Linked DNA regions of Mus musculus: region 2 is linked to region 1. The links are chromatin loops, found by intact Hi-C in ENCODE. Cell type or tissue: left cerebral cortex. All regions are shown on one strand. Links, peaks and the distances in the headings refer to the core of each region. The heading gives the core; the rest is flanking DNA. Region 1 holds the start of Gm23104 (a small nuclear RNA gene). Region 2 holds the start of Gm34409 (a long non-coding RNA gene).

What was found. Hi-C counts contacts between places; a loop is a spot of excess contacts. Peaks named below come from ENCODE experiments on the same cell type or tissue, not always from the same donor. Only the 100,000 strongest peaks of a DNase experiment are listed, where the experiment ranks them.
Region 2: it touches region 1 in a loop (2.1-fold over the local background); 1 of 42 quality-filtered maps calls a loop at or near these places.

The regions. Positions count from the first base shown.
Region 1 is chr13:45,022,728-45,037,950 of GRCm38, forward strand. It overlaps Gm23104 (a small nuclear RNA gene), which reads right to left and starts at 3,626; the gene lies at 3,525-3,626. In left cerebral cortex, for the core only: a CTCF peak has its summit at 8,282 (motif pointing right); DNase peaks (open chromatin) are centred at 3,550, 8,309, 8,745 and 9,119; H3K4me3 peaks cover 385 bases; H3K27ac peaks cover 1,103 bases.
Region 2 is chr13:45,072,179-45,087,401 of GRCm38, forward strand. It overlaps Gm34409 (a long non-coding RNA gene), which reads left to right and starts at 3,315. Exons shown (of 3, transcript XR_382300.3): 1 at 3,315-3,596; 2 at 5,284-5,398; 3 at 5,610-5,780. It also overlaps the pseudogene Hsp25-ps1. In left cerebral cortex, for the core only: no CTCF peak of the experiment used is centred there; DNase peaks (open chromatin) are centred at 7,919, 8,786 and 11,688.

The DNA of each region.
Region 1 (15,223 bases), core at 3,305-11,304:
GCACTGTTTAGCATTCTCCTGGAGCGTTTGTGTTGATGTACAGAGATGATCTAGGGAAAGCAATGAGAATCTTAGTCTGTCATGGAGGTAGAAATGTTTACACTGGATTTCCATTGATATATATAATTATGTATATATTTATATATTATATATAATATATACATGCATTATGTAACTTGTATATATTATATGTATAGTATATATTATGTATATTTCAACTTATTGCTGATTGTATACACTTCCTATTGAAAATGAATAATTATGAGCCAGGTTGGTAGTGCATACCTTAATGTCAGCACTTGGAAAGTGGAGACAGGAGAATGGGGAAGTTCAAGGTAATTCTCCAACTTATATCACATTTGATGCAAGCCTGGGCTACATGAAATCCTGTCTCAAAATGGGAGCAGACAGGGCCTCAGCAGTTAAGAGCATTTGTTGTTCTTACAGAGGATCTTGGTTCAGTTCCCAGCACCCACATCACCATCATCTGTAGCTCCACTTGTAAGGGCTCCAGTGTACTCCTCTGGCCACTGTGGGCACTGCGCGCACACATTGTACCTAGAAGCACGCAAGCAAAACACGCATATACATAAAAAATAAAAATTACTTTTAAAAGAATTTAAAAAAAAGCAACCAACCGACAACCACCCAAAATAAACAAACCAACAAACCAGAAATGGGTCCCCAGCCTGGGTTTCTCGCCATCATCTCAAGGGCTGAGGGGGCGGAGGAAAAAGCCAACGGAATGATAGCATTCCTTTCTGCTCCCAGTTCTTCCAGGACACAACCAAGAAAACGCATGCTCCGCCTATAGCCACGCCTCCCTCACCGTGGGGCGTGGGGTGGGGGAGCAACACGGTGGTGGAGGGAGTTTGGAGAAAAGCCAGTTTGGATTTCCAACCATTGGATGTCTTGATCACCCATGAGTTTATGAGGTCGCAGGTGGGTCCATCACTCAGCCACTCTGACCGTTTCTTCATTTGTAAAACAGGCACAAAAATACCATCACTGGGAAGTTTCGGAGATATAAACTTTTTACCTACCTGAAGATAAATGCATTGGCCTGTAGTAAACTCTCCTAAGTGTTTAGAACTGTGTAGAAGTTACTCTTAAAATTAGTCACGGATTTTTTAAAAAATTCAAAGATAAATTATGCGAAATCTAATCCACCCACAGAACGGATGCTCGGTTTGCATTCAGGATTAGCTAGGAGCATCTTTTAAGACATAAGTGCTGCAGATAAAACACTCGTGCACCCCGAGAATCTCCTAAGCTTCTCTTTCCTGATTTCCGGAATAAACTGGGTAACAAAGCATACTTTTGTTTTGTATGCTTCTTTTTCTTTGGATTTTATTTATGTTCAGTGAATAAATACACCCATAACATTGTCTGCACTATTGATAATTAAAGCTACTGGGAGAGGAAGACAAGAAGTAGGAGCTGACATACGGAAGTTTCTACAGCAACTCAGGAGATTTCACCACTGGGCTGTGGTGTGCTTAAGCCATTACTTAGTTTGAAGCTAACAGGCACGAACCAAAAAGGTTATGGTGTAGTTATTTCACCCTTTTGCTAAATCAAAATTGGAGAAATTATCTAGGGCGTTTGAATAGTCTCTGGAGGATGTAACTATTTCTTAATTACCCAACTAGAAAAACGTAAGTGCCCCTGGAGAGTTCTCAGGAAACATTAGCAGTTTATTTGAACTGCTGCCCCAGAGCGATTTCTCTAAAGGAACTCAGCCTTTGAGATTTAGATACCTCCGTTTTTTCCCTCAAAGCCTTTGAGCAGCTGAGCCGCAGTGTGTGCAGTAGATAACATCCAAGCTCAGAATATGAAGGTGGGTTGAACTTGTAAAAAAAAAAAGAAAAGAAAAGAAAAGAAAAAGTTACTGAGTCTCATGGTTAGGTGTATTTGTTAATATCCGATGTGCATTTAATAAGGACCTATGATATACCAGGGACACTGGAGTCACACAGAGTAGGGGATGTTAAAGTTTTCCTGGAGCTGGCAAAAACCAAAAATGAATAGATGGCCTCCATGTGGGAAAGTGAATTGGGGACAAAGTGCAGGAGAAAAGGCCAAGGAGGGTGAAGGAAGGCCAACCTGGGCTGCACAACAAAATCCCGACACAGAACACTAACAAGGAAAACACACTTGTTAGTGCACTGCCCTCTTAAGACAGTGATCACTCCTAAGAGTCATTGCCACAGCCTGGAGGGCATGAGGCCACTCCCACTGCAGCGCCCTCTCTAGCACTGAGTTAAGCATCTTCCAAGTTACAGCCCTAAACAGTACCCGGCTCTTCCAAGCTTTCCGTCTTGTAGTCTAGGTTGAACGAAGTCATGTGACACGAAGCTTCCTGTTCCCGCAAAGGTTATAAAAGTTGGGTATTTTCTTTGTTCTAGGGATTTCTTTGAAGGTGCTTTGTCTTCTGCCCGCCCGCTTCCCGCATCTCTTATGCTCACCCACAAGGAAGCTCTTCTCCAAGGCTTCAAGGCTCTGTTATGCTGTTTTATCTGTAAAGGTGTTTTTTTTTCTAATCCTTTCACTCCCAGCTTACAGCCCAATTACAGCTTCAAGGCCATTTCTCCTAAAACACCTTATTCCTGAGGGTAATTACGTGTCAGCATCCATCCACAAAACAACACACACACACACACACACACACACACACACACGTACAAGACGCGCGTGCGCGCACACACACACATGCACAGACGCAATCACGCACACACAGACAGATGTATGTACACATACACACACACACGTGCACATGCGCGCACACACACACACTCACGACTGGATGCACACACACACATACAGATACATGCACACTAACTTAGGCAGGGAGGGGCCTAGTGAGCCTGGTCAGTTTTTAAATTTTGATATCACTGAAGCCAACATCCCTTTAACTATCATGAGGTTAGGCAGCTTCCATGATGTGGCAGTCACTGCTTTCACACGTACATCAAAAAGCATTAAACTAGCGTAAAAAAACGGTCAGTGTTCAAGAGCACAGGCTACTCTTTCAAAGGACCTGGATTCGATTCCCTGCAGCCATCCGGTGCTCACTACTATCCCCAGTTCTAGGGGATTTGATGCCTTTTTGCCTCTGCAGGCACCAGGCATGCATGTACTGCACAGACAAACATAGACAATACATAGACAATAGCAAAATAATGTTTAAAAAGTCAGATGCCTAGGGAATATATTCCAGAGACGAGAGTGCAACGTTCTTTTAATTTTATGTCTCTGGGCGTTTGTCTGCATGGATGTCTGTGTGCCAGTGTGCACGCAGAGTCCTCATGGGCCAGAGAGGGTTTTGGGGTGCCCTGGGACTGAGGTTACAGACAGTTGTGAGCCCCATATGGGAACTGAACCATGGTCCTGAGGAGAAACATAAAATGTTCTTAACTGCTGAGCCATCTTTCCAGCTCTGGGAACATTTTCTTTTACATCAAGTTGTTTTTTTGTTTTTTTTTTTTTAAATAAGAAATAGGCAAAGCCAGCTTTCTTTTCAGAAAAATATGGAACACCTCATGAATTTGCATGTCCTCCTTGTACAGGGGCCATGCTAATTTTTCTGTAGTTCCAATTTTAGTATATGCGCTGTCTAAGCAAGCCCTGGAACATTCTTTTAGAAACTATCCTTATTCAATTTCTTTTTAAAACAGGGCTTCGTGTATCCTAGGCTGCCCTTGAACTTGTGATATAGCTAAGAATGATCTCTTCTTGCCCCCACTTCCTGGGTGCTGGTTCCACACACCCGATGTTATGCAATGATAGGAATCTAACTTATCATGGCTTTGCCCATGATAGGCAACCACTCACCCAAGTAGGCTTGGTCACTCTTAATTTAAAAGCATGGAAATTAACCACTATGAATGTGTGTGTGTGTGTATATACATACATATATATATATATATCCCTGAAGAATTGGATTCTATACATAAAAGAGGTTTGATTTGTTTACTTGTTTATAACATATATAAGCAACACAAAATAAAATCTTTCCAAAAAAAGTCTTTAAAAGCTGTGTTAGTTAGGGGTTTCATTGTTGTGCATAGACACCATGACCAAGAACTCTTCTTAGAAAGACAACATTTAAATGGGGCTGGCTTACAGGTTCAGAGGTTCAGTCCATTATCATCAAGGCAGGAGCAAGGCAGGCATGGTGCAGGAGGAGCTGAGAGTTCTACATCTTCATCTGAAGGCTGCTAGCAGAAGCCTGGCTATAGGCATCTAGGAGATGAGGGTCTTAAAGCCCACCCCCACAGTGACACACCTACTCCAACAAGGCCACACCATCTAATAGTGCCACTCTCTCAGTCAAGCATATGCAAACTATCACAAAAGCCATCTCAATAAATATGAAATGAAAATCCAAGTGACCACAGCACGTTTTGTCTCCATGGGACATAAACATGGTCAATGTCCGGGTTAATCAAATATGCTAATTCCTTTCTAAATATTCTTAGACATGTATATTCTTTTAAAGAAGTATCCAGAATTCTAAACAATAAAACTTGCACAATTTCTTACTTTAGTTTTGAGACAGGGTCTCATTATGTAGCCTGGAATTTGCTAGAGCCCAGTCTGGCCTTTAACTCACACAAACCTACCTGTCTCTCCCTCTCGAGTGCTGGGATTAAAGGCACGTGGCACGTGGCACCACACCTGACTACACTTTCTTACTGAAGAGTAAGACTATTTCAGCTTAGTATCTTTGATAAATGTTTACTGAAAACTTACAAATACCAAAAGAAGGTACCAGCATATGCTAACACACACACACACACACACACACACACACACACACACACACACACACACACATATCTCCTTTCCTTAATAGAACTTAGAAAATCTTGCTTAATGATGTTTCTGGACTGCCAGGTTGCAATCATTCAACTACATTGTTGAGCCATGTACCAGAGCCTCCATTCCTTCTCCACCTTGGTGGACTGTGTCCCTGTAAACTGCATGGTACTGGTATAGAGACAGACAAGTAGACCAATGGAATAGAATTGAAGACCCAGAAATGAACCCACACACCTATGGTCACTTGATCTTTGACAAGGGAGCTAAAACCATCCAGTGGAAGAAAGACAGCATTTTCAACAATTGGTGCTGGCACAACTGGTTGTTATCATGTAGAAGAATGCGAATCGATCCATACTTATCTCCTTGTACTAAGGTCAAATCTAAATGGATCAAAGAACTTCACATAAAACCAGAGACACTCAAACTTATAGAGGAGAAAGTGGGGAAAAGCCTTGAAGATATGGGCACAGGGGAAAAATTCCTGAACAGAACAGCAATGGCTTGTGCTGTAAGATCGAGAATTGACAAATGGGACCTAATGAAACTCCAAAGTTTCTGCAAGGCAAAAGACACCATCAGTAAGACAAAAAGACCACCAACAGATTGGGAAAGGATCTTTACCTATCCTAAATCAGATAGGGGACTAATATCCAACATATATAAAGAACTCAAGAAGGTGGACTTCAGAAAAGCAAATAACCCCATTAAAAATGGGGCTCAGAACTGAACAAAGAATTCTCACCTGAGGAATACCGAATGGCAGAGAAGCACCTGAAAAAATGTTCAACATCCTTAATCATCAGGGAAATGCAAATCAAAACAACCCTGAGATTCCACCTCACACCAGTCAGAATGGCTAAGATAAAAAATTCAGGTGACAGCAGATGCTGGCGAGGATGTGGAGAAAGAGGAACACTCCTCCATTGTTGGTGGGATTGCAGGCTTGTACAACCACTCTGGAAATCCGTCTGGCGGTTCCTCAGAAAATTGGACATAGTACTACCGGAGGATCCAGCAATACCTCTCCTGGGCATATATCCAGAAGATGCCCCAACTGGTAAGAAGGACACATGCTCCACTATGTTCATAGCAGCCTTATTTATAATAGCCAGAAACTGGAAAGAACCCAGATGCCCCTCAACAGAGGAATGGATACAGAAAATGTGGTACATCTACACAATGGAGTACTACTCAGCTATTAAAAAGAATGAATTTATGAAATTCCTAGCCAAATGGATGGACCTGGAGGGCATCATCCTGAGTGAGGTTACACATTCACAAAGGAACTCACACAATATGTACTCACTGATAAGTGGATATTAGCCCAAAACCTAGGATACCCAAGATATAAGATACAATTTCCTAAACACATGAAACTCAAGAAAAATTAAGACTGAAGTGTGGACACTATGCCCCTCCTTAGAAGTGGGAACAAAACACCCTTGGAAGGAGTTACAGAGACAAAGTTTGGAGCTGAGATGAAAGGATGGACCATGTAGAGACTGCCATATCCAGGGATCCACCCCATAATCAGCATCCAAACGCTGACACCATTGCATACACTAGCAAGATTTTATCGAAAGGAGCCAGATGTAGCTGTCTCTTGTGAGACTATGCCGGGGCCTAGCAAACACAGAAGTGGATGCTCACAGTCAGCTAATGGATGGATCATAGGGCTCCCAATGGAGGAGCTAGAGAAAGTACCCAAGGAGCTAAAGGGATCTGCAACCCTATAGGTGGAACAACATTATGAACTAACCAGTACCCCGGAGCTCTTGACTCTAGCTGCATATGTATCAAAAGATGGCCTAGTCGGCCATCACTGGAAAGAGAGGCCCATTGGACACGCAAACTTTATATGCCCCAGAACAGGGGAACGCCAGGGCCAAAAAGGGGGAGTGGGCGGGTAGGGGAGTAGGGGTGGGTGGGTAATTTTGGTATAGCATTGGAAATGTAAATGAGCTAAATACCTAATTTAAAAAAAAACTGTAAAATTGGGGGCTGGAGAGATGGCTCAGCCGTTAAGAGCACGGACTGCTCTTCCAGAGGTCCTAAGTTCAATTCCCAGCTACCACATGGTGGCTCACAACCATCTGTACAGCTACAGTGTGCATATATACATAAAAACAAATAAATAAAGCCACCATGTGGTTGCTAGGAATTGAACTCAAGACCTTTGGAAGAGCAGTCCATCCTCTTAACCACTGAGCCATCTCTCCAGCCACCAACATCCTTGTTTCTTATGCCTTTGGATTGTTATCTTGTGGCTGTTTTGTCTACTATTCATGTTCAGGCTTTTGTATATGGACCCGTTTTTCATTTCTTTGTGGAGGGTGGGGGTGGATGTACATAAGAGTAGAATGCTCAAGCATATAGTGGTTCTATATCAAATGTTTGGAAGTAATGCCAAACTGATTTCCACAGCACTTGCAATGTTTCATAATCTCATTAGGAAAGTATCAGATTTCAGTTTCTCTGTGTCCTCATCATCATGAGATATATTTTGAAAAGTTTTCCTGGAACTCTGAGACAGCTCAGGATAGTTTAAATGATCTGGTTGCTTGAACATCATTTTTACCCTCAACTTGGGATCACAGAACTGTTAATATAGAGCAGTGTTTCTTAGTCAGGGTTTGTATTCCTGCACAAAACATTATGACCAAGAAGCAAGTTGGGGAGGAAAGGGTTTATTCAGCTTATACTTCCACATGGCTGTTCATCACCAAAGGAAGTCAGCACAGGAACTCACACAGGACAGGAACCTGGAGGCAGGAGCTGATGCAGAGGCCATGGAGGGGTGCTGCTTACTGGCTTGCTTCCCCTGGCTTGCTCAGCTTGCTTTCTTATAGAACACAGGACTACCAGCCCAGGGATGGCACCACCCACAATGGGCTGGGCCCTCCCTCCTTGATCACTAATTGAGAAAATGCCTTTCAGCTGGATTTCATGGAGGCATTTCCTCAAGGGAGGCTCCTTTCTCTGTGATAACTCCAGCTTGTGTCAATTTGGCACACAAAACCCAGCCAGTGCACAGTGTTTCTGCACTGAGAACAACGCCGAACACCTATTTATCCCGCATTCACACCTGTTTAACCTTACGGCTGTTTTTGACGATCCATTTCTCTCTCTCCACCATGCAATTCCAATCTTGTGAAAATTCCCATTTGCTCTCATCATTTCATAAATCTCAAAATTGGACCAAAAAAAATCATAAGAGACAAGACTTGAACGTAGGTTCATTTGTGTGTATTGTTTTTGTTTTTGTGATACCGAGGGGTCCATGAATTTAGATTGCAGAAATCCAAAGTAGAGACTTGGTCTCCCACCCACGCGTAAAGGGCACCTTATCTGAATGGGGTCCCTTGCACTGAGAAAGACAAGTTGTTTTAAAAAGTGTAGTTAGTCTCTATCGTCAGCAGAGGGCAGACCTCAGCAGCCTGAGAGCTGGTAGCCAGGATGCGATCTTGACACCGCGTTGCGTCTCTGAGGGCCTGCAGGGGGCGCTGCAGCTCACATCAGCTGCCAAGGACGCTGCCGTCACCAGCTGCTGGCTTCTGGCTGTTGCTACTGTTCCTCACATGAAGCTGGGGGAAAGAATTCATCATTTGAGAGGTTGAGAGAGGAAAGGGCACGCTGCTGTCTTCCTCAAGACACTGGCCTGCTGCAGACATCCGGGAGGTTTACATTTTTGGGATTCAATTCGGTCATCTGAATTTATCATGGCTACAAAGAATATAAAGTCAAAGAAAAAAAATTGTATGTTAAAGTTTTCTAGTGACAGTGTACTTTTCTGAACACGGAACTAAAAAGGATAAACAGCCGCGGGCTAGGGACAAGGTTGAGTGACCCCCATCAGGACCTCCACGGGAACGTTTCCTGCTGTGAGTCAGTTTCTTCAGGGAGAGCAAGAGATGGAAACTCCATCTGACAGACCTGATACCGACTCTGGAGTTCTAAAATAGAACTCTGACACGTTTGGGCTAAACGCCTTCTCCTAGGAAGCAAGATTCTCGGCTCTGCATTTCAGAGGCAGATACTGGGGAAGACTGGTTGCTTGGGTTTTTAGGGTTTCTTGAGGTTCATCCGCATCTAGAACTGATGTGTGAATTGTGTTATTTCTTGGCCTATCATGCCTATATGCAAGCTATTCTGCTATAATAAATGAGGCTATTTAACTTTTTTTTTCTGTTTTCTTTTTCTTTTTTTTCTTTTTCTGTTTTTGAGAAAAAGTCTTATTCTACAGCCCAGGCTGGCTTGACATCCTGTAACCCAAGCTGTCCTCAGTCTGCTGACACCGCTCCCCGCTCAGCTCTCAGCCTCCCTCAGTGCATACACTACGTCCCCTTAAAGGACTTAACACTTTTGAGGAAGTCTTTATGGTCCTCGTTTTTTTAAAAACAAGAAAGCCACAGCTGTTAAAGTTCAAAGTCACGGAGTGAACCCCTGACAGAGGAGAAAATGCCACAAAATGGCTAATCTCCCTTCAGGGCTGTTGACAGTTAGTGTGCTAGTATCAACCGGTGTTATCACATTCCTCAGAAGAGGCCTGGCAGATGAGGGGCAGGATGCCCACTTACATTTAGATTCCCGGCAAAGAGCAAATACCCTTTAGTCACACCCAAAATATTGCACAGGACATGCATACTTTTCCCGACCCCAGTAGACAGTTGTGGAGGAAGAGATTTCTCTCTCCTCCCATCACTAGATTTCGATTGGAGACTTACAACAGATTAACAAGAGAACAGTATAACAAATTGATTTTGTGTGTGTGTGTGTGTGTGTGACCTGGGAGACCAGAAACAAAGGCCCAAAGAATGAGAGAAGTTGTTTTTATCTGTGTGTGTGTGTGTGTGTGTGTGTGCCTCTCTCTGTCTCTGTGTGTGTGTCTGTCTCTGTCTCTTTCTGTCTCTCTGTGTCTCTGTCTCTCTCTGTGAAGGCATCTCTGAGTATCTTCTTCTATCCTGCTCCATTTTACTTTTTTGAGACAAGATCTCTTCACCAACCTGGAACTTGCTGTTTAGCCCAGATTAGCTGACCAGCGAGCCCCCGATTTCCTCTTGTCTGCCTCTGGGTGAGATATAGGTGCAAGAGATCTGACCTCAGACCCTCAGGCTTGCTCACTAATTACTTTATCCATTGGGCCACGCCCCATCACTGAGATACTGTAATCTTGTAGGCACTTATGTAGAGGTATGATTGCTCAAAAGGATGTGATCTGAGGCTGATAGGCTGGGAGAACTCAGACACTTCTCAGTGGCCCTGGAGCTTTGGAGAGAAGGGTGCTCCTTTACCTCCAGTGTAGGAAGAACGCCTATCAAATGAAGGACTTGAGATCTGTTTCAGGATGGAAGGGGGTCGGGGGAGAAAGAGTTTCCTGCTCTGTTAGTTACTTTATCATCGTGCTAGCCAAATACCTTTTGGGAATAAAGGAGGAGGATGTATTCTGGCTCATGGTTTCATAGGGTGCAGTCCGTACTTACTGGTCTCCATCACAGCACCAAAGACTTAAGCAGAACATCATGTACCAGGAGTAGAGGGCGGCTGTTTACATCACAGAGGCAGCTAGTAAGAGTATGCGTGGATTGTGCGTGGCCGGTCATACTTTTAGTCCAGTACTTGGAAGGCAGAAGCAAGCAGATGTCAGCAAGTTCCAATCCAGCTTGATCAACATAGGAAGGTCTCTCTCTCTCACACACACACACACACACACACACACACACACACAGACACACACAGACACACACAGACACACACACTACCAGAGACCTAACCCCCTACCCTGACTATTTTTCTAACTAGTTCCCGCCCCTTAAATTCCCACCTCTTAAAAAACCTCCGTCATTTATGGGCTGAGCCTGCAGATCACTAATCTATATGGGACATTTCTCAACCAAACCATTTCTGTTGTTTTCTTAATGCTAAGATGCTGTATTTTGTTATGTCCTGAACCCCATCACAATTCGACCTTAAAACTACGAGCCTGGGGCGAACCCACGCTGCTCTTAAAATTCTACCGTGAGGTACCCTACAGGTCTATGGTTAATTTATGTTGGAGAGAGATTTCTGAGAAAGGCAAAGGTTTCCAAAACACACTAGACGGTTTGCAAGGAAAACAACCATTCAGGCACATCAAACCCGGTTACAAAAGAGAACAGTGAGAGTTGGCAATGTGGGATTCTGGGGAGCGACTGGCTGGTGCGCTTGGGCTAGGTCGGTGATACACTTTGAAGGCATAAGTAACAGGATAGTGAACTTTATGGGGCTTGTTCTGTTTCGGACATTCAAGGGGTCTCTAACAGGCTCAAGCATGACAGACATGCCCCACCCCCCCACCCAGGTGTTGCCCTCTCTCCTTCCCTCTCCCTTGTTTAACCTTTTAAAGTACATTTCTAAAGCCAGCCCCCAAGGTCTAGGCCCTTACGAGTCTACTGACTCATTCCCGAAACTAAGAACCATAGTCCAGCGATCAAGATTTATTATTTGGCTGCCCTGGCTAATCTGCCCGTCAGGACTCACCCAACGCCCCTCAGCACAGACTTCCTTTTTCTTCTCCCCTTTTGTCCACTCCTGCAAAAAGCACCTCCCCACCCCCACTCCCAACCCCGACTCTCGATCGTCCCTCTGAGATAATAAATCTCCTTTGTGCTGAGAATTCGGTGTCTGAGTGTGTTCTCTACCGATTCTGAGGGGTCCCCTTACAGATGTGATATGTTTCTGTGCACTTTTTGTTGAAAACAAAATGTCTATCAGAGCTGGCTCAGTAGGTGAAGGTGCTTGCCACCAATTCTGACAATCTGGGTTTGATCCCTGGGACCCACATGGTAGAAGGAGAAAATTGACTTCCAAAAGTCATCCTCTGCCCTCCATACATGTGGTTCCCCATCAATGCACACATTAAATTAAATAAAGATACAGCAAGCATGCCCAGATCCTGGAACAAGACAGACATAGGGAATCCCAGCTCCAGGCTCTTGAATCTCTGTTTTTTTCGTCTATAGAATGGAAATAACAAAATGTAATTGATAGCAATGTTGTGTGCTTCAAAAAGAAGTTGTGGGCTTGGAGAGATGGTTAAGAGCCATGACTGCTCTTCCAGAGGTCTTGAGTTCAATTTTCAGCTACCACATGGTAGCTCACAACCATCTGTAATGGGATGTGATGCCCTCTTCTGGTGTGTGTGAAGACAGCTACAGTGGACTCCTATACATAAAATAAGTAAATAATTCTTTAAAAAGAAGTTGTGTTGATAACAGTTTTGGGGGTGCCAGAGTCTGCAGGAAGTGGTATTGATTTGGTCTCTGTGGGTTGACATATAGATTGCTCCTGGGCTCTAGCATTCTATTAAATAAAACGAGACCACGCATTTTTGCTTTCATTGGCTGTGTCTCCTTAGCCACATCTGTTTTTCATTAGTGTGTATTGAAAACCCGGAGAACTCACCTGAAACTTTGCACACTTTGAATGTTAAAACGAAATTGCTGCCCTTTGAGGAAGCAAGTCTGAGCAAGCTGGTGACACTTGAAAAGAGGAGCGGCAGAACAGAAAGACAAGCTGCTCTTAATGTCACAGCTAGCTCGGAAGTGAGGGCAACACGCAGAAAAATCGATGAAGAAAAGGGTCCTGATTGGAACGGGTGATAGTTTGCCATTGACATGCAAAGATGTAGATTCTTTCCCCTAGCTGAACATTCTCTAAAACCCCACCAGATAAACAGTATTTTAGGAAAAGGTTGAATTGTGATTTTATTATTTATTTATTTGCATTTTCCCAGCCTACCATGAAAAAAAATATTTATTTATCTGTGTGTGTTCATGTGTGGTCAGAAATCAAATTTTGGGAGTCTGTTTTCCACCCCACCCCCCTCTACCTTCTCGTGTGATTTCCAAGGATCGGATCTAGTTTTCAGGCTTGGAGGTAAGCACCTTAGCTAACTGGTGCATTTGGCTGACCCTGGTGTATATTCTACACTCGCAAAGCTCCTGAGTTATGGCACATGCCTAAAAACCCAGCAGTCGGGAGGTGGAGGATGGCAAGACCATGCCTGAAAACCAAAAATCAAGAATGTCAGTCACACTAGTATCTAAACCACCACTGAGGCTGGAGAGGTGGCTCCTGGATTAAGGGTTCTTGTTGCTCTAACTCAGGTTCAATTCCCAGCCCCCACAGAGCAGCACACGACTTCCTGTAACTCCAGATTCGGGGGACCCAACACCTTCTTCTGACCTCCGCAGGCACCAGACATGCGGGTGGTGCATAGACATGCAGCCAAGGCACTTGCGTGCATGAAATCAACTCAATAAACCCCAGCACCCACCACCACAAAACACAAGATCAATTATCATTGACTCCAGAATGGAAATCATGATGGAATCTTAAAAATAAACTCTACAAAAGTTACCATGTCAATTCAGAGGAAAGTAAACATGTCTGCAAAAAAAAATTTGTGTTGTATACATTTTACATCAAGAGTTATCATGCCCGGGGAGTATACTCACAAGTAATCTAAAAGCACAAATCAAAATAATGCAGACAAATAATTTGACCCTAGAATATACATACCCAGTGTCAGTCCTGTGTTGGTAGACTGCAACCTGGAATGGCCTTCTGAAAAGCCATTTGCTTGTATGTGCTAAGAGTTCTAAACACACCTATGTCATTCAACCTGGTAGTTCTATAGGATGACTTTAGGTGATAGTTTAGGTCTCAGTTAACAGGAAACTATTCCCCATGTCGCTTTGTAAGCCGGGGCCCACGTTCACCGTGTAATGTGGATGAATAGTCGTCTCATATTGGGTTCCTTTCCCTTTTCCATTTCCATGTGTGTGTAGGTGTGCGTGTGTGGGACTGTACATATGAGTGTGTGAAGGCGTCTGAAGGTGTGTGAAGGCCCGAGGTTAATGTCAGTATCATTTAGGATCTCTCTGCTGCCTTACTCATTGAAGCAGGGGCTCTTAATCAAACCCAGGGCTCACTGATATGGCTCATTTTGCTAGTCAGCTTGTGCTGAGGAGCCTAGTTCCCAACTCCCAGGGAAGCTGGAATTACAGGCAATCAGCCACAGCCACCTGGCATCTGCTTGGGTTCTTGGAGAGTCACACTCTGGTCCTTAAGCTGTCATTGCATGCTCCTTAGCCACTGACTAATTGCCCCAGCCTTCTTGACTTGCAGTTTTTGCAGCACTGGGAGTTGGGTACAGAGTAAGAACACGCCAGGCAGGAGCTCTACCACAGGTCTACATGCCCCAATCTTCGTTTTATTTAGTTTGAGACAGGATCTCACCACGTTGCCCAGATGGGCCTTGGATTTATGATCCACCTCCTCTACCTCCATAGCAGCTGGGATGCCAGGCCAACACCACGATGCAGGTAGCTAATGGTGGGAAAGTGAGATATCCAAATGTCCATCAACCAGGAAGGGTGGAGTAAATGATGGGAACTCATACTGTAGAAGACACAGACATTAAAATTATGTTTACCAAGAGCTGAATAAAAATAGAAAGTGCTCAAAATGCACAGGCTTGCATTAATGAAAAAAAAGCTGTATATGAAATTATCTCAACTCTTGAGAAATGTGCTTATAAAAACAATGGGATAAAATACAGCAAAGTATTAACAATTGTGAGCCAGAGAAATAACTCAGTGGGCAAAGACACTTGTCTTCAAACCTGAAGACCAGGGTTCCATCTTTGAGCCCCACAGGGTGGGAAGAGAGGACTGTCTCCTTCAGGTTGTTCTTGAAATCTGTGCCATGCTGTGGAAGGTGAAGACATGTGTAAGCATGTTCTCTCTCAACACACACACACACACACACACACACACACACACACACACCACACTACACACACCATACACACATACACCACACATATACACACACACCACACACCCACACTGAATAAGTATAGTATAAAATTTAAAAAGTGGAGCTCTTTTAAATTGTGGGATTTTTAAGTAATTTTTGATTTTTTACCTTTTTACTGTGTGTGTGTGTCTTTATTTTCTCTGTTGAACACAATCATGGTCATAATAATTAAAAGGATAGGCTACTGCCTGGGAATTCTTCTGTGTATTTCTGTGTTTGTTATCCATGGGCTGACCTCTGTGCAAAGAAGAAAGGGGTGTGATGATGTCTTTGTGACAAACCATTTCATCTCCTCAGAGCTCACAAAGTGCAGCTCACATCAGTATGAAATTGGAGACTTTCACTGTATTTAAAGAACTCCAGTTGCCTGAGTTAAACAAACAAAATCATGTTTTGCACATTGGTGTGTGAAATGTGTGAAATTTTCCGCCCTTGGGAGAGCATGCAATTCACAGTGTCTATTATTTTTAAGTTATCAAACCCATCTTTGTTAATAAGATCTATAATTACCAGGCAGAAAGCATAATGAAGTTGG
Region 2 (15,223 bases), core at 4,469-12,468, 51 kb after region 1:
GTGAGAAATGAGGACTGTGGATCCGTCCTGGATACTAAAAAGTAAAGACAATAAATGCTACTGAAAGTTCTGGGTGGAATAATGGAACAGGAGAGGAGAATGTGGAGAGAAGGTGTGAAATTGGAATAAAACACGTGGTTTAGCTCATAATATTGAAATAACGATAGTTTCATTGCTTTGACAATTATAATCTTTTTTTTCTAATTTGCTACCATTAGTGGATTTATGCATATGAGTGCCATATAATATGTTTGGAGGTCAGAGGTCAACCTTGTATGTCAGTTCTTGCCTTCTACTTGTTTGAGACAGGGGATTCTCTTACCTCCACCTCCTATCTCTCTTTAACAGTGCTGGATTATACACAGTTATGCCATGTATTTGGCCTTTGGTTATATAAGCCATTTGTAGTTTTGGTTTCTATACTTAGAGCCTGAAACATCCTTACATAGGCATACTAAAAACTCCATACTTTAAATCCATCTTGTGCATTTTACTTCTTTTGTTCATTTTAGACTGGGTCTGGTATAGCCAAGGCTGGCTCTGAGCTCACTATTGCAGCAGAGGATGGCCCTCACCTTTTCATACTCTTGCTTCCGATTCTCAAGTGCTAGGACTAGAGTTATGCTACCACTCCTGGAGTTTGTTTCTGTTTTTTTAATTAAAAAACAAGTCTCAACAGATACAAGATAATTTCAATGACACCCTGCATCCTAGCTGACCACCGTAGAGAAAAGCTGGACGTCAACACCAGAAACAAGGGAACACTTACAAACTCATGGAAACTGACAACTCAGTATTGATTGAGAAATGGGTTAGAGCAGAAATTAAGAAAGAAATTTACAACTCTTTAGAATTGAATACAAATGAAAATGCAACCTACACAAATTTGTGAGACATAATGAAAGCAGTTCTAAGAGGCAAGTTCATAGTAGGCAAGTTCAAGTGCCTACATTAAAGAAGGTAATCAGAGAGATCTCATATTAGCAACTTAACAGCACACCTGAAGCCCTAGGACAAAAAGAAGAAACAACACCCAAAGGGAGTAGATGGCAAAAAATAATCAAATTTGGGGTGAAATCAATAAAATAGAAAAAAAAGCAACTAAAACAATACAAAGAATCAATGAAATTAGTTGGCTCTATGTGAAAATTCAATAATATTGATGAATCCTTAGCCAGAAAGCAAAGACTTACAGTGTTCCTACAGTCACTCACTGGCATGTAAGTACCAAGTTTGTATATCTTTGGATTGATTGTATTGTGCTAGAATGTTTGCTGTTTGAGTTTCATAAAGAGTTGTTATGCGAATTTTGATTGGGTCAGAATTTCCAAGAGCTTCTAAAATGACTGTAAATATACCACTACCATTTTGTAATACATATTTATGTGAAGTGTGAATCTCAGCACCGATGATTACAAAATCAAAATATCAGTCAACTCTGAAAAATGTTGAAGATTTACAGTGCCCCACAGTATCAAATATACCAGTCAAGACTTATCCTCTATATAAAAATAAAGGACATAATCTCATTAGCATGTGAAGTTGGTTTACTCTTTAATAAATAGCAGAATTTATAGATAACAAAGAATTGTTTTAAGATAAATTCCTTGGGGCCAGAGGGATAGCTCAGTGGATAAGAACACTTGTTGCCCCAGCAGAGGAAACATGTTTAGTTCCCAGCACCCACATGATGGCTCACAAGCATCCATTACCCTAGCTAGTTCCATTCTCCTCACCTTCGTAGGCACCAGGCATGCACATGGTACACATACACATATGCAGATAAACTTTTCACACACATAATAATCTAAAATATTCTCCTTTAAAATGTATTATCAATAATTGACTTTATATATGTTTTATGTACATAAACACCAAAGGTCACATAAACAATTCTTGAGTGGAGGCTCTGGAAATGGCTCTGTGATTAAGAGCACTTGCTGCTGCTCTTCCAGAGGACTTGAGTTCGGTTCCCAACACCCACATTGGGTGGCTCAAAACCCTCTATAACTCCAGCTCCAGGGGATCTGATACCCTTCTCTGATCTCCATGGGCAGTGTACTCTTGTGCCTATGTTCATACATAGATAAGCACCCACATAATTAAGAATAAAATACATCTTTAAAAAAATTCTTGATTGAAAAAGGGTTATCAATTGGGAAAGTATATAAAGCCCTGTGTATGATAACAAGGGACCAGGCTCACCTCTAGCACTGGGAGATAAAAGGAGAGCTGGCAGAGATAGCAGTCAAGCTGGTCCAAAGGAGTCTTGATCTATAGCTGAGGGACAGGAGTGGCAATGGTGTGGAAGTGGAAGTAGACATTCTACTGACTACTTTTGGATGCTTGCCTTGCCAAGGAGGTAGGGTGGGGGCACATAGATAGGCACAGTTTTGTTGGAAAACCACAGTTTCTATTTTCTGAATTTATGAAGCAAATTTCCCTTTCTCTCTCTTCCTCTCTTCCTCTCTTCCTCTCTTCCCCTCTTCCCCTCTTCCCCTCTTCCCCTCTTCCCCTCTTCCCCTCCCCTCCCCTCCGCCTTATACCATACTGCTGAACAATAGCAAACCTCTGTGCTAGGGGATGGTTCAGTTGGTAAAACACTTCACTTTGCAAGCATGAGGACTCTGACTGGTGAGATTGTGGCTTATAAGCCTAGCACTTGGGGCCATGGAGGAAGAAGTATCCTTGGAACTTGCTGGCTGGCCACTCTAATGTGATTGATGAGCTCCAGGCCTGTAAAAGACCCTGTCTCAAAGGAGGAATATAGTTTTGTGTACCTGAGAATGACAGTCAAGGTTGTCCTTTGACCGCTACACCTCTCTCTCTCTCTCCCTTCCCCCTTTATTAAAAAATAAAACATGTATCCCAGGGAGACCAAAAACCTGCAGGAAACTAGGTGGAAAATTGTGGACAGAAACAAGTCCAGCTACTGGATTAGCAAAGAATGTTTATAAACTTACAAAATGGCTGCCTCCTTCCACCTCTAGGGAAAAAAAATGTCCTCCACTCTATCTTAACAGGAAACAGACAGAGTAGGATTCTGGGAAATGTAGTCTAGCCTCTCCAAGTTAGCACAGTACAAAGGCAGGACAATGGGTGCTGAGAACAGCTTCTCTAGAGTCATGGCTCTGCAATGCTATAGTTGTGACTTTTACCCCACAAAGTAAAATTGGTCTTTGGAGGAATATCATTGTCCTTGCCTCCAGCTGCTTTTCTGCTCCTCCTGTTGGACCCATAGTCCAGGTCCTCCGAGAAGCAAACATTCACAGCAGTTAAATATGCAAGACGTTAATTAGAGGGGACACCTGCTAAAGGAGTAGAGGGAAGCAGAGAGGAGGAGGGAAAGGAGTCTAACACAGGAAAAGGAAGGTGCAAAGGTTGAATAGGAGTGATTCAGACTGTCATGGAAAGCCACCGGGAAGAGGCCTGGAGACAGGCCTGCCTCAGTATTCTACTATGCTGGCAACTGACAGCAACCTGTGACCTGTAAGAAAAGTGACACAGAGGGCTTTGTTAGAAGGAGATCAGAGTCACTCAAAATGGCCTGAATGGTGGACAGAGCAGGACCAGCTGCTGATAATCATTTTCATCAGGTCAGTGTTTTTTGTTTTTTGTTTTTTTTTTAATGTGTTGCTCTGAACAAGACAGACCTAGCTTGCTTTCCTCTTTTGGAGGGTGAAAGTAACTATTCTGAGTCCAGAGCCTTTGTTGATGGAGATAACAAAAGGAGAAGACAGTTGTGGGTGTTGAACAGAGTAAGATAAAGTATTGCTGTAGCCATAAAAATGTTTCAGCCTGGGGTTGGAGAGATGGTGCAGTGGTGTGAGCCTCGCTGTTCTTGCAGTGTTCGGTCCAAATTGGACCCTGCAAAATGGCAGTACTGGTGGAGACATCCTAAATAGCACTCTAGACTGTGTGAATACAAGGATTGGTATTGGGTAAACAGAAGCCTAAACTCAGCATTCCTCAGGAATCTCAAGGCCAGTTTGTGTTCACCGTGAAAACCACTGCCTCCCTTATTTGTCTCAAGGTCAGCTACTTTGGGCAAGGGCATCCTTAACAGCTTGCAGCAGCTCAAAGACTCACATCCTGCTGATCATCATGTAAATGGTGCCTGATCTCCTGCCTAACTAATGTCTCTGTTCCCCAGAGATAGCCCTGAAGTTTTATTCAGCAAATAAATATGTCTTTCTACCCAGTGAGTGGTCCAGTCCAGTGGTTCCCCTGTGCCCTCCCTCACACAGACTGTCTGAGTTGGTTCCCAGCCCAGCACCCATGTGGCAGTCAGCTGTAACCCCAGCTCTAAAAAATACAGTGCCCTCTTCTGGACACACACACACACACACACACACACACACACACACACAGATGTACATAAACACACACACACACAAAATTCAAAGTTAGCTTTAAAAGTGGGGATGAGTTCCAAACAGTCCAGATGTCTGCTGATTTACTGCATTTCTTAACAAAACAAATCACAACCTGGAAAGCTGTGATGTGAAAAGAAGTCTAGGATTTACTGAAGTTAGAGATTTGCAAAATATAGGCTGAGACTTTTTCCACAGCCTTTTATTCCTGTTTGTTTGAGAAAGCAAATGGAAGAATGCATAACAAATGGATGTAATGAGATGGATACAGACACACATACACACACACATATACATATACATACATTTCCTATGTGTATATGTATACCTGTATGTATATGTATGTATGGGAAGATGGGGTAGGGCACAGTACCACTTTACCACAACCTGTTACCACTGTCTTATGTTTAGAGCAAAAAACCATATTCCAATAAGAGTAAGGAATACTTGGACAATTCTACTCTGATGCTCATCAGATAGTTTTCTAGTGAAAACAGAGGCCCATGGGGATTACAATCCAATGTAAAGGATGCATCTTAGGCTCTTCTGCCAATCTTTGTTCTTAGTTTTTAGCTGTAGGGTTAGATGATGAATTTTTAATAAGCATTCATAGCACTATTTTTTAAATTAAAAATAACAGGAGTGGTCTGTTAGGCCAGTGAAGCCTGTATGGTATCTAATAAACGTGATTAGGGATCATCAAGAACTTCCCTCCTGAGCCAGGCATAGTGGAGCACACCTTGAATACCAACACTTGGGAGCCAGAGGCAGGTGGATCTCTGTGAGTTCAAGGCCAGCCTGGTCTACATAATGAGTTCCAGGACAGCCAACGCTGTTACACAGAGAGACCCTGTCTTGAAAAACAAGCAAACAAACAAACAAACAAACAAACAAACACTTTTCCCCCTAGCCTTCCTGCCTACAGGAAAACTCAAAGGCACATCACCTTTACCTCTCGCGAAGCCACATGAGGGGAGCGGTCCTTAGTGACTGGAGTTCCAGGAGGGCAGCCCTTCTGTCTATCGGTGAGTAAACCCCACGTGCTATTTAGGACACTGACCTCAGCCTTCCAGGTACTGAAAGGCAGTCATTCCTGACTTGGACACTAGCTGTCTTGAAAAGAAAGAAAGAAAGGGAAAAAAAAAAAAAACTGTTTTTCTCCTAATTTAGCTCGGTCCCCTGGGCTTAGGGCTGTTTTCAGTAGCTTGGTAAACAATCTGTTCTGACACATTGCAGTTGCAACAGCTTCACATGGGGATCCTCACCAGGTCTGAAGACTGAGACGCGAGTTCATTAGCTTCCCCCAGACAGAGCCCTGCACCGGTGCTGCAGCATCAGGGAATGAAAGGACGACAATTCCAGAAACCTGCTGAGAACAGCCATCTTGAAGACCTTGGAGAGCAAGCCTTTATGGTCTGTCTTTTATGGTGGTATTTCTTTTGACACAGTGTTCCTAATGCATCATCTTTCATAACCAGCCCCATCAGGTTTGCCTTCCTGAGTGTGCTAGCTTGAGTTCAATGGCTGTAATAAGCAAATGTATAGTTTAGCTTATACTTTACATTGAAAGGAGTCAGGGCAGAAATTCAAGCAGGGATAGAGGCAGGAACTGTAGAGGAAAACCTCTTATTGGTATGCTCCAGGCTCATGTCTTACATAGCCCAGGCCCACCTGCCCAGGGACAGCACTGTCCTCAGTGTACCCCCTCATCCCCCATCCTCCAGCAACCAAGAAAACCCCCAACAGACATGGCCTGAAGGTCAACTGATAGAGGCGTTTTCTTTTTTTTTTTTCTTTTCTTTTTTTTTTTTTTTTTTTTGAGCAGTAGCTTGCAACTTTTATTTGAGAAAAACAGCAGGTAAATGTATGTATCAAAAGAGCGCACAGATTGACAGAGAGGGGTGGCCAGCAATGGCTATGGGAGATAGGCAGCAGGCTGATGGCTTCTACTTGGCTCCAGACTGTTCGGACTTCCCAGCTTCTGGGCCCCCAATTTGGGCGCGGGCCTCGAAAGTGATCGGAATGGTGATCTCCGCTGACTGCGTGACTGCTTTGGGCAACGGAGCCTCCACGGTAAGTGTGCCCTCAGGGGATAGGGAAGAGGACACTAGGGTGGGGTCCACACCTGGAGGGAGCGTGTATTTCCGGGTGAAGCACCGAGAGATGTAGCCATGTTCGTCCTGCCTTTCTTCGTGCTTGCCAGTGATCTCCACCACGCCTTCCTTGGTCTTCACTGTGAGCTCCTCCGGAGCGAAGTGGTTGACGTCCAGGGACACGCGCCAGCGATCAGCCGTCTGTCGGATCTCCGAGACCCCGCTGCTGAGCTGTCGGTTGAGCGCTCGGCTGAAGGCTGGTGCGGCCAGGGTCACCGCCGCGGGGCCCTCGGCGGTCGCGGCGGGCAGCGGGCGCACGTATCCGGGCCACCCAGCGGCGCTGAACCACTGCGACCACTCATCGGGCAACCGGGGCACCCCGAAAGCTTGATCGAAGAGGCGGCTGTGTGCAGGGTACCAGTCCCGGAATGGTTCCCAGCTCGGGCTCCGCAGCAGCGAGAAGGGCACGCGGCGCTCAGTCATGTTCTTGGCTGGTCAAGGCTGAGGATCTAGAAGCACTGGGCTGAGGATCCGAGAAGTCTAGAGGCGTTTTCTTAACTGATGCTCCTCCTAGGTGCGTCAATGGACAGCCAAGATTAACACCCTGAGGTAGACTCTGCTACTATCTCAGTTGGTAAATAGCCACTGCTTAGTGCTTAACTATAACCTTACACACCTCTGAGCCCTTAGGTTTTAGCCACAACATTTGAAGGTCTAAAATCCCGGCTGACTTGAATTTGGGGCTGTTGGATGCCCTCCAAAAATGATGAAGCTAATGATTTTGAGATGAAAGATCATGCTGGATTGTCTGGTGTATTCGTTACTTTTTAAATTGCTATGACCAAATACCCAAGAGGAAACAACTTTATAGAGGAAGGGTTTATTTTTTGGCTCATGGTTTGGGGATACGCTCCATCATGATAGAGAAGGCATGGCAGGGAAATGGCTCTCAGCTCTGGTGCTGGAGTGTGAGGTTGCATGTTTACAACTGTGTTGACCAAGAATCAAAGACCAGATGTTAAGCAGGGATGGACTTCCTCCTGTGAAACATCACCCTGGAAGGGTTCTACAACCTTCCCAAATAGTGCTCCCTTCTGGGGACGAAGTATTCAGTACATAAACTTGTGGGGGTCACTTTACATTCAGGTCACAACGTCTGAGTAGACAGAATGTAATTGTGTACCCCTGTGGGGAGGCAGAGGGAGATGATCAGATGACACAGGGGAGAGGAGGCAATGAGGGAAATGAACAGAGATTTTTGAGTGCTGCACTTGAGAGACAGAGTGATGTAACAACAAACCAGCAAGCAACACAGCCACGAGAAGATGAAAGAAGAGTTCCAAGCCTGCAGCCTCTTAGGGAAGAAAGCCCTGCTGACACCTTGATTTCCCGACTCACGGCCTCCAGAAATGTTAGAGGATAAATTTTATGTTGTTTTCAGCCACCCAGTCTGTGGTAAATTGTCACAGCAGCAGCCGAAGGAGCTAAAATGACACCTCTCCCTGAACTGTGTCAGCCTTTCAGCTAGCTCTCTGGAGACCAGCTTCTGCTAACTCATCCTGAGTGTAAAACTTCCCTAAAGGCCTTTTGCACATTGTCTTCAAAACTTTGCACGATCTGGTCCTCTCCTACTGTCACATCTTTAGTCTCATTGAGTAATGATGGTTGTAATAATCACTTTATAGAGTGCTGGGTACCGTGTTGAACAATTTACTGGTAATGCTATATTTCATTCTTGCAAAACCACACAGGTTAGCATTGTATGATTGATTCATGGGTGAAGAAACTGAGGCCTAAAGAAAAACAACAAAAACTCTGGAGATGGTTCCATGCTTGCACCAGATTACAGTCTGTCCTGCCTTCCTCATCATTGTTATAAAACATCTGACAGAGGCAACCTAAGAGAGGAAGGTTCAGTTTGGCTCATGGTTTGAGAGGGTTCAGTCCCTGGTTTCTTGGCCCCATGTAATTGGGAAGAACATCACAGCAATAAGAATGTGTGGCACAAGAATATCTTTTTTTTTTTTAAAGATTTATTTAATTGTTATTATATGTAAGTACACTGTAGCTGTATTCAGACACTCCAGAAGAGGGCGTCAGATCTCATTAAGGATGGTTGTGAGACACCATGTGGTTACTGGGATTTGAACTCAGGACCTTCGGAAGAGCAGTTGGTACTCTTAACCACTGAACCATCTCTCCAGCCCAAGGCCTTCTTTGCCTCATGTCAGACAGGAAACAGAGCCAAGAACAGAGTAGAGACCAGGCACAGCTTTCAAAGACACTTCCAGTGACCTACTTTTTTCTGAGTTGGCTCAGCCTTCAAAAGTTTCCTAAAATAGTGCCACCATCTGGTGACCAGGAACTCCGTGCATGAGCCAATGAGGAACATTTCACATTCAAACTTTAGCACTGTCACTTTAACATTCTTGCTCACAAGCCTTAACATTTAACTTCAACACTGTTGTTCTCAGTCTTATCTGCTTTTTCCAAAACCTACCACCTCTTTCTGCGGGATCAGAATATGGACTGCTTTCTTTCAAAATTAAGTTCTTACCAATAAAATGTCATCTAGGGCGATGCATTAATTATTTTTCTTGTTGCTGTGACAAAATATCCAACAACAAACATTTTAAGAGAAGAATGAGGCATTCTGGCTTACAGTTCAAGGGGATACAGTCTATCCCGGCAGGGAAGTCATGGCGGCAGAAGCTTGGGACGGTTGGTTGCCTCACATTCCACAGTCAGGAAGTAGAGGTTGATGATTGCTGTTGCTTACCCAGCCTTACCTCTTTTATCCAGCCCAGGACCCAAGCCCAGCATGCTGTCCTCCATTAGGGTAGGTCTTCTGACTTCCATGAACCTAATGATGATAATCCCTTATAGGCATGTCTCCTCAGAGATTCTAGATCCTGTCAAAGTCCTTTTCAAGGACTTTCCAGTCACTGTAGTACACACACACACACACACACACACACACACATATTAATGTATATATATATACACACATATGTATTTTATATTTTTATATATTTTTATATTTTTTATATTATAAATATAATATTTTTAGGGAAAACATGGGAACCAATAGCTTTCTAGTTCTTTAACATCTGAAGTGCCTGAACATTTCCCTGTTACCGTTATTTTGAGTTACCAGACAAACTACAAAATTGAAAGTTTTTTTTATTGTTTATTAATGTCATAGATGAATGCAATGTTTTAACCAAATTTATTCAATTTCTCCCTTATCTTCTCCTTCACTTTCTCCTCCCAACTTTAGTGCTTTTTTCTTGTTTTTTAAAAAAAAATCCACTGAGTCCATTTAGTATTGCTTGTATGTGCATGGGTGTAAGACAGTCCACTGGAGCATGGGCCACCTCTCAGGGGTTTTCCTTCCCTCAGTACTATCAATTGTCAATAACTCCTCAACTAAGAGTGGACTCTATAAGTCTCTTTCCCATCCACTTTCATGGTTTGGCTAGTTTGGTCTTGTGGATGGGATCACAGCTGGTGTGATTTCATGTATACTATGACCCAGTTATGTTGGATGCATGACTTTCAGATAAACAACAAAAATGCCTTAGAGTAAGTATTCTTCACACAATATTTGGGACATATTGTCTTAGCTAGGGTTTTATTGCTGTGAAGAGACACCATGACCACTGCAGCTCTTAGAAAGAAAAACATCTAACTGGGGTTAGCTTACAGTCAGAGGTTTAGTGCACTATTGTTATGACAAGAAACATGGTATACATGCAGTCAGACATAAGGTAGAAAGGAGCTGAGAGTTCAACATTTTGGCCTGAAAGGCAGCAGGAGGAGACTGTGTGCCCACTGGGCATAGCTTGAGCATAGGAGACTTCAAAGCCCACCCTACAGTGATACACTTACCCCCAACAAGTTTGTACCTCCTAATAGTGCCACTCTCTATTGGCCAAGCATTCAAACACCATAGTCTATGGGGGCCATTCCTATCAAACAACCACACGTAATTTTAAAATATACTTATTCTTTATTTGAAGTTCAGAATTGGTTGATTGTTTGCTCTGTACTTTTGTTGGTTCAGTTTGACAATTTTATTTTACAGCAACTTGGATAGAAAAGGCCATAAGCCATTGCCCCTTTCTCTTAATTCCCTGTCTCAATGTAGAGAGGGTGTTGTGTTTCCCAGGGTGGTCTAGAACTCGCCACTTAGATGAGAATAACCTGGATCGTCCTGCCTCTACTTCTCAAGTTCTGGGACTATAGGTATGCACCACCATGCTTGGCTAAGATGAAACCTGAGTTATTTCTGAATGATCCCTGCTTCATTTTCTCCAGGGTTTGCATTCTGGCATGGATCACCATAGTTGGCTCAAACCTCCTAAGGATAATACATTGTTTTCTTAACTCACTGAGGAGTCTGATTTGCATTTTTTTGGAAACCATTACATTTTCTACCCTCCTTCATATTACAGATTTTTTTTCTTTATTTTTGTAACTTGAAGTATTTCTAAGGATTTTTAGAATTTTTGTTCAAGGCTCTCCCAAAGCTTGAGAAACTCCCGACTTTATAGACTATATTGGCAACCAGCCTTCCAGACTTATCTTCGGCTCTCTTACTTCTGCCCTTCCTGTCTGAGTATGAACTCGTTGAGAATATCAGACGTGTATTTATGCCTGTGAATATATAACCTGCAGAATAGTGTGTGTGAGAGAGAAAGAGCTGAAGAAATACTGGCTGCAAACGAGTGCATTGGGGCTGAATGCTAGGACTGGTCACAGATTTGACAAAGTCTCATGCATCATATAATTAAAACAACACACAGGAGTTGGCAGAAAAAAAAATCTCTCAGAGATAAAGATAATCTCAGAGATAAAGATCCTTTCCTGACTTAAGGAAAGCTAACAAGACGGCAAGACTGGAAGCATGAACCTTGATCTCAAGGGATGATTGGTCTCAAAAAATTGATCTCAATCCCTTGTATGAAAAAGACGATGCAGGAAAAAAATCAATTAAGAAACACAGACTAATGGGCTTTTAGTTATTCAGAAGCAGGGTGAGACTCATGTCTCTTTTTGTCACTCTCGCTGAGAAGCCTGGGAGCATGAGAAAATAATTTTTCCCACTTTGCAGTGAGTGACAACAAGGTTCCCTGCTGCTGAGAAGAGCGATGCTCCATCTTTTCACAGAGGCAAGAGGCCAGCGAGGGCTCCTTGGACTACGTCCAGAGAGCCTGTCCCAAGACAGAGTCCAGATGGGTGATTGACTCCAAGGTCAGGGGCCTGTTGTAGAAGGGCTGCAATGCTCTTTGATGTGTGCCTGCGACCCAGTCACAACCTGTCTCTGGAAACAAATTGCAATCTGGCTCTGAGGCCCTTCACCCTCCATAGAGCCAAGAGTTCATCTCCTGTCAGTTTCTTATCATCTCTCCCTGCTCCTTGATAATTGTGGCAAATAATTTACATGTCTCGAACAGTTCTAGAGGAGCTGTGAAGAGACCCCCCCCTCAATGATTATATTTTGGCTCAAACTTGTTTTCTTTAGGGCATTAAAATAGTCTTTGAATTATCAACTTGGAGTTTTTTTAAGTTCAGACACATTTAAGGTGATTCTAATTAGTTTCCTAACTTTCTTGTCTTCCTTTATCTGCTTATTAATATTTATTCAACCACTCGAGTCTCCCTTGCCATCTGCTTTTCCATGAAATATGCTAAGAATTAAGCAACAGAAAAAGGAGGCAAGCTCTCTGTTTTTGAGAATATTATTTGGAATTACTTTCCCTGGAGTTATTTTCTTCACTTGAACTTGAGTTCTGCACCATCCTGGATGTTTAATCTTCAGACACTGGTTGCCATCTCAAGGAGGAGCTGAGCCTCTCTGATAATTAAAAGGTCCTGTAACTTGAAGGTCTCAAAAGGAAAGCTTTCTCACCCCTACTGGTAAAGTGCTTGCTTAGCATATGTGAAGCTCCAAGTCCAACATTTAAAGCTACCAAAAAAGGCATAGGTGAGGTTTTATAATTTCCCTACCTTATTGAGTGGAATAAATAATTTAACACTTGATTCTGGTTGGGAGAGATTATGTGAATTATGTGGTCCTCTGTCAGTGTCTGTCTGTTTGTCTGTCTCTCTCATGTTCCTGTTGAGTATAAAATAGCTGCACAACAGAAAGCTGATTATATATGTATCTTAGCTTTAACCATCAACTTGATGCAACCTAGAAGCACCGACAGTCTCAGCTGAAGGGACAGTTGTCCTGATCAGGTTGGCCTGTGGGCATGTCTGGGCCGGGGGTGCTGTCTTATGTATTAATATATGTAGGAAGGCAGATCCTGTCTGGTGTAGCGGCTTGTGTTCTCATGCTGATAATGTTACCCAAAAACCTGTTTGCAGTGTCCCACTCATACCACTAAAGGAAGCCTGTTCCCAGTTGGGTCTTGACTGGTCAATAAAGTTACTGGCAGCAATGGCTGGGCAGAGAGACAGAGGCGGGACTTTTAGGATTCCCTGGAATGGACCAAGGAAGGAGCGAGAGGAGATTCTCCCATGATGAGGGTGTAGGAGATGGACTCCACAGGAAAGTTGCAGGAGGGTGAGAGCCGACATGTAGGTACAGGGGAAAGTGGCCCCAGGAGGGCTGCCCAGCAGGGTCCAGGGTGGCAAAGATAAAATACAGATTTAGTAAGTACTAACTCAGGAATATCTGAAGGGAGTATGTGTTAGCCACATGGAGTTAGGGAATGACCCAGTCATTGAGCAGTTTAAGGTATTTAAACTTCAGAACCCTGGGGTGATCACCCACCAGGGAGTTTAGAGCAGATTAACAATTTACCACACCACTTGGTGTAAATGTTTATAGGATTCTTAAAAAGGAAATGTCTAACAAGAAAAAAGTGATCAAGCATTTTGTGTTCTATCCATAGGACAAAGTGTTATGTAACTATTAATGTAGTTAACATTTTTTTAGTAACATGATAAGACACATTAGATGGGAAGTAGGGATCAATTCAATATGATCACAACTCTGCTAAAACGTGCATGAGAAAACCGGAAGGGGATTTATCAAAACATTAATGGTATCATCATTGGACTTGGGGACAATTGATGGCGTTTTCCTTTATGTGTCTCAATCTTATCAACAGTTTATTATGAGCGTACTTTTTTTTTACAATCTTTCTTTCCTTATTATTATTATTTTTTGAGCCAGATCTCACTCTAGTCTAGTCCAAAGACCTGACTTTATAGTCAATGCTTTCCTACGCTGGCCTCTCAAGTGTTGAGATTACAGATATAAACCAAGCATGATGCCTGGCTTTGAAGTATCTATCTATCTATCTATCTATCTATCTATCTATCTATCTATCCCTACCTACCTTCCTACCTACTATCAATCTATTGTCTATTTATCTATTTATCCATGGGGGTGTAGTTGTGTGTGCACATGTGCCATGGGACAAGTGTGGTATGCCAGCTGGTCTTATGTCAACTTGACACATGAACTAGAGTTATCTGAATGGATGGAAACTTAATAGAGAAAATGCTTCCATAAGAGTCTGCTGTAAAGCATTTTCTTAATAGCTACTGATGGGAGAGGAACCAGCTCATTGTGGGTGGTGCCATTCCTGGGCTGGTGGTCCTGGGTTCTATAAGAAAGCAGACTGAGCAAGCCAGTGAGAAGTACCCTCCATGGCCTCTGCATTAGCTGCTGCTTCCATGTTCCTGTCCTGTTTGAGATCCTGATTTCCTTCTATGATGAATGGTCATGTGGAAGCATGAGCCAAAAAAAAAAAAAAAAAAAAAAAAAAAAAAAACCCTGCCCCCACACCAGCCTCCAACTTGCTCTTGGTGATGGTGTCTCATCACAGCAATAAAAATGCTAAGATAAGTTGGTGTCAGGAGAGGGGTAGTGCTGTGACAGACCTGACCATGTTTGTGGGAGAATTGTGAAAGGACTTTGGAACTTTGAGCTAGAAAAGCCACTAAGTGCTAAGAGCTTAGTGAGTTGTTCTGTAGGGCCTTGGAAGAAAAGAACATTGAGAGTGGTGCAGATAATGAAGGCCTGGCTTGCGAAGTTTAGAAGGAAGCAGAGACCGCACTGGGCTTTTGTGTGAAGAATCTGTGGTTCCGGTTAACTGGGGCTGAAGAATCAGCTGTGATTAACAAGATACCAGAACTACTAAAGGGAAGCCTTTGCTTAGCTGGCTCAATTGATGCTGGCTAGCTGCAGCTAGGGAATTCGTGGTGGTTAAGAAGAGACCAGCACAGAGAAGCTATGTTCTAGAGCTGGCAAAGGTTTTATTGAGTGCTGCCCGCTAACATGGTAGTGTAGGACTCACCCAGGTGGTAGTGGTTTTGAAGGCATGAAGGCATTGTGGAGAGCAGCTGAGGCTTGACACTAGGAGGAGCCAGGAGATGCTATTTGGGAAGATGCAGCCTCAGTGTCTGTTGAAGGCCCAGGATTGAAGGGGTCATGCAAAGAAGTTGAGGCTTGGAGGCATGATAAGAGCCTGTGTGAGCCTATTGGTGAAAGTGCAGCCCAGATGCCGAGGAAGACCTCAGCATTTTGGAGATGCCATGGGTTGATCACAGAGAACAGCAGCAGTGGAGTGGAGTTAGCCAGGGCCAAGGAAACAAGCTGTGTGTGTGTGTGCAGAGGGTAGGGCTGGAGAAGTGATCCAGGCTCATTGGAGGAGCTCAAAAGATCGAGAGTGAATCCTGGGTAATCGGACACTGAGTTGGTTTTGCTTGGTTCAGACTGTGACTCTGTGACTGTGC